Linked DNA regions of Homo sapiens: region 2 is linked to region 1. Evidence: read pairs that join two places in POLR2A ChIA-PET (ENCODE). Cell type or tissue: PC-3. All regions are shown on one strand. Region 1 overlaps RAMP1 (receptor activity modifying protein 1). Region 2 overlaps RBM44 (RNA binding motif protein 44).

Evidence for each region. ChIA-PET counts read pairs that join two places held together with the same protein. Peaks named below come from ENCODE experiments on the same cell type or tissue, not always from the same donor. Only the 100,000 strongest peaks of a DNase experiment are listed, where the experiment ranks them.
Region 2: POLR2A ChIA-PET joins it to region 1 with 6 read pairs; 1 of 35 experiments calls an interaction of 5 or more read pairs at or near these places.

What each region holds. Positions count from the first base shown.
Region 1 is chr2:237,873,370-237,875,869 of GRCh38, reverse strand. The region is part of intron 1 of RAMP1 (receptor activity modifying protein 1); the gene reads right to left. Among named protein-coding and RNA genes, the nearest start is that of RAMP1, 15 kb to the right of the region's middle. In PC-3, no CTCF peak of the experiment used is centred here; a DNase peak (open chromatin) is centred at 1,139; H3K4me3 peaks cover 927 bases; H3K27ac peaks cover 1,830 bases.
Region 2 is chr2:237,817,323-237,819,822 of GRCh38, reverse strand. It overlaps RBM44 (RNA binding motif protein 44), which reads right to left. Exons shown (of 16, transcript NM_001080504.3): 3 at 1,227-2,500; 4 at 864-922. Among named protein-coding and RNA genes, the nearest start is that of RBM44, 20 kb to the right of the region's middle. In PC-3, no CTCF peak of the experiment used is centred here; a DNase peak (open chromatin) is centred at 1,542.

The sequences.
Region 1 (2,500 bases):
GGGCGAGCAGGTGGCCATGCAGGGGTGGGGTGGGGGTGCTGTTGCAGAGCACCACTCCAGGCCCAATGGCTGGTGTGTCAGGGTGAACGGATCCCACACACTGCACACCTGGGCACTGGCCCAGCCCACAGCTGCTAGAGAGAGCTGAGTGCTGACCAGAGAGGCTGAGCCCTGCACGGGGCTGAGGCCATGAGTGGGTCCCAAAGAGCCAGGTGTGTTGAATCAGGGATGTTTAGCCCAAGAAGCCAGGGAGTGATGTGGGTGCAGTCGGGCCTGCATGGAAGGCTGGGAGTTGGAAAAAGCCCCACGGAGGAGCTCAGGACAGGACCTGCTAGCAAGCGAGACAGAGTCCCCCCACCTCACTCCAGTGGGTCACCCACCCTCGACCCCTGGCATGAGTGCCCAGCATTGGAGTTTGTGGCCACAGAGGGAGCTGCATCTGCCTCTGGGAAGGCTGAGGGCAGAACAGCCTCCTCCGGGCACCCCGGGGACACCTCAGGAGGCTCTGTACCCACCTGAGTCCATGCTGCTTCCCGACAGCACAGGTGTGTCCCCACCATGTCCATACCAGCACTGTGAGTGCACCTTGGGGCTGGCTGGGCCCGCTGTGGATGCACCCCCCACCCTGGGGGCTTCTTTCACCCCCAGTCAGGGCAGCCTTGGGGAAGGGGCTATTTCTGACACCTGCCCCATCAAGATGCCCCCTAGGAAAGCCCACCTACTGTGGACAGTGATGCCCCAGGAGCTCCCAGGGGCTCAGGAGGGCTCAGACACTGACTTGTCAACTCAGGGAAGGAATTCCAGGCTGCCTGTCCAGCTGCAATTGGAGAATCGTCCCTCTGTTTATCCCTCACTGCTCCTGGCATCCCGCCCCCCACTGCCTTTCTCTGGTGAATCCTGGGTCCCAGTCCCACCTGCCCTCCTCCGCTGCCCTGTCCTCCAAGAGGCCCCCGGCTGATCCTACCTATGGGAAGCCTGCCCCCTTACCCTGTCCCCCAGCCCATTTCCTCAGAGCCTCACTCAGGGCTGGTGGAGGGTCTCTTTCTTTTCTCAGAACCCTCTTGGCTGCCCTCTCATCTCCTACTCCTTTCTGACTCACGCTGGCACCCAGCAGCTTTGCACATTCATATTTGTCAAATGAGCCAGCAAATAAGATGGCCATACCCGGATTTCTCAGTGGCCATTCTGCCTGGGAGTGAAGCAAGCGTGCCTCAGGCTATCCTGCCTGGAGTGGAAAGATTGGGTGTCAGGGTCATGAACCACTGCAGACTCCCCTCCTGCTTTGGAAGAGCCGCTTCTAGGACAAATGAAGATGAACAGGCATGTCTGTGCCTCAGTCGGGATCCTTGGCTGCACGCAACAGAAACCAACTGGGGCTGGTGTGAGCAGTGGAGGATCTGGTAAAGGGACCCTGGTGGCTCCCAAGTCCCCAGGAGGGTCTGGGAAGCGGGGTCTGCACAACCGCCCTGCAGAGCCAGTCCCCGTGCGGAGGCCGAGCTGCTCCTTCTGGTGGGGTCTCCAACAAGTGAAGCGAATGCAGGTGCAGGGGCCAGAAACAATGACAGCGGTCCTTTCACCCCAGGCCACAGGGTGGCCCTCCCTGTCAAATTCAGGTCAATCTCCTGCTGTCCCCTGGGCTGTCCAGAGCAGCGGCCTGCCCCCAGCCTACTGGGCCTTCCTCTCCTGCAGCCCAGCCAGTTCTAGCTTCCACCACCCATGCAATCCCCTGTCCGGGTCTGGCTGCAGGGCTGGTCCGGTGGCCTTGACCCTGGCCTGGCTCTGGGCTGGTCCCTCCTGGATGCTGCATCCCCCACCTCTCTTAGAGCCATTCTGCCTCCCAAGGGGCGGGACTGCCATACCCAGCCCATTGTCCCTTGCTCCTTAGGGACAGAGCCCTCCCTGACCAGTGCTGCCCTTTCTTTCCCGCCCTATGGGAGCCCAGAGTCCCACAGCTGGGATGAGGCCAGGGGCAGCTGTTCAGGCAAATCTGGAAACCAGTTTCATTTTTTAGGTACAGGCGAAGAATGCTTGGGTTTTTCTTAAACGAGCCTGATGTGGTTTCTTTCCTTGCAGAGAGAGGTAACATCAAAGTTTTAAAATAGGATAAAATTGCCAAAGTTTTAAAACAAGCCATTCAGGGCCAAATGGGTTCCATTCCTCTGTGTGACTGCAAATGTAATCATTCATAACTCATGTCTTTCAAAAGCCACGTGCAGAGGTTGCTGGGTAGACGGCTGCGCTCCTCACTCAGCCCTCGGCGTGTTAAGACAGGAAACTTCCCTCGAGCTGTGCGTAAGTTAGGAACTCAGTGTTGCTTGAGGGGGTTCAGAGCAACGGCTTCCTTCTCCACAGCAGGACAGCGCCCCTGAAATGAGCATGCATAGCAGGCACCCCAAAGGTGGAGGGCCCCTCAAGCAAAGTGACAGGGTGGGGACAGAAGGACGGGGCAGCCGGGCCCCCCACAGGGGACCCCTGGACACTGCTCATCAGGTGTTTGGGC
Region 2 (2,500 bases), 56 kb after region 1:
CTAAATCAAACTTTGGCCAAGATTTTTAAAAGTTATAAGCATTTTGGATGAAAATTATTCTTAAAACATATTATCTTTTTAATAGAAAATAATTTACATATTTCTTAATAGTTAAGGATCATTAATATAAGCAAATATTTTGCTGTACTATTATATCAAAAAGCCCCAAATCACTATGTTTTTTTGAGTATTAGTAGTTTTTGGAGGTCTTCCCTTGTTACTAATTGCCACTTCTAGCTATTCTCAATGGTTCTGCTTCTAGAAACCAATAATTTAATTGTATAGAACTGAAACGCCAGATTAAACATATTAGAAGAATGAGTAATAAGTGAAGGAAAAAGTAAATGACCTCAGAGTATGATAACTAATTTCGCTTCTTAGACCTTCCCTGTTTCTCTCCCTCCCACTTCCTGGTTCTCCACTGTGTTCTGAATTACAAGAGTATCTGATAAATGCAAAGCAAATTATGCAATGAGTTAAAATCAAGATTAAAATGCTCCTGTGAAAGTAGCTATTTACTTCTCCAAATAAATGACATATTCCAAAGGTGCTAGTTTGTTCTGGCCTACAGGTGAATAAAGTGAAAGGAAATGGAAAATTAAATCAGTATGGATTTGGGTTGAACAAGTAAAGATTAGATGCCATGAGTTTCTGAAGAAATTGAGACTGAAATCTCAATAAGTGAAGAGCTTTAATATTCTATATTGTTTTAATATTTATTTGAATGCAAACGGTTGAAACAGATGATTTCTTAAAGTCCATTTTAGCTATTATTCTATATGGGTAAGTATGCTATACAGAAAGCAAATACTATTTTGATTTTTTCTTCCAGATGTATCTGTAAGCATATATAAATGATGTACCTCTCAGGATGTTTCTTTAGGTCTGTGATACCACATGCTTTTCTTAATTCCAGGAAATCCTGAAAATATGATTTAAAATTAAATTTAAAAAAGTTATATCTGAAATTCCAAACTAATAAAATGTACAATTCAATTTCTAATGGATTTTGTGGGAGGAGCTGCCAGGAGAGGAGGATAGAACTGGTGGTAATTTACACGTCTTTTTTTTTTAATTTACTTTTTAATTTACTCCCTTTTTAATTTACTCCCCTCATCTAGCATCTTCTCACAAAAGCCTTAATTCAACGAACCAAAAACACTTACATTAGCATACACTGTCTCTTTATAAAGTCCAAATTTTATTATTACTCATATTGATTTTACCTTATTTAGAAAATTTCCATTAGGTTTTAAACTGTCAACGGAGAGAGATTTTCCTGATCCTTTTGTTATAGCCATCTGTGTATCTATACAATCTTCACTGTATGACCAATCTGTACTACAAGCCACACTTTTTTGTTTCTCATTTTGCCATTCATCAGGTCGTTTTTTATTCATCATTGTTATCTCTGTGTTGCTTGATGTAGATACTACAGAAGGTCTTGCACTTGTTGCCCTGCTGGTTGTGAAACAAGCCCTAAAATCAGTGCTAACGTCCACTGTCTGATTAATTGTGACTGTACAACTTGCTGCATCTGTCAATGATTTAGTACACATTTCTCCTATATTGTGAAAGCATGTTTTCTTTGTGGTACTGCTATGAGCAACTTTTAGGGACGTATTATCTTCTATTGCCTGATTATCTCTGACTGCGATCTTTGGTAGCATAGCAGAAAAATCTAAGGCTGAGTCAGCAGTGTTTTGTAGGCTTTCATAATATCCACAGGCAGAAATTATCGAATCATCAAAAACAGAGGTCCAGGAAGTTTGACAATCTTTACAGGGTTGGAGTAATGTCTCTAAAGCTTTATCCTGTGGTAATGTGCTAGGATTTTCAAGGTGCAGTAATATTTTGTTCTCAACAATTTTATTTCCACAAAAATCTTTACCTTCATTTATTTGAGATTTCATGTTTTCAGTATAAATTTTCATTTTTAATACTTTTTGAGGGCTCAAGGAACCACTCTTAGATTGAGATTCCTGGTTTCCTGGAGAATTGCTTCTTAGTACACTGCCATCAAATACAGTGTGGTACATTGAATTAGTCTCTTGTTCCTTATACTTTTCATGCTTTAGGTCATGATATTCTCTTAACATAACAGAATTCTGAAATTTGGAGACATGAAGTGACTCTTCTTGTCCATAAACATCAAGTGAATCGAAAGAGATGATAGAACCACTTCCCGAGTTAACACGATTATCTTCTACATTGCTAGCACATTTAACTTCATAACCCGAATTTCCTAATTCAACAACTTCTGGATTAGATATATCTAATGCTTTTGTTTGGTCAAAAGATAAATGGTTACTTATGTATTCTTGTTCTTCTGCACTGTGATATTCCTGCTGTGAGTCTTCATCTGTATCATGCTTTTGTGTATCTTCAGCACTTTCTCTATAATTAGCATCTGAAATATTGTAGATTCTTTCCAAGCCAACAGTCTTATCTTGATGTTCCAAAATATTAAAAAAAACCTCCTCTTTTTTCTGCACTTCAG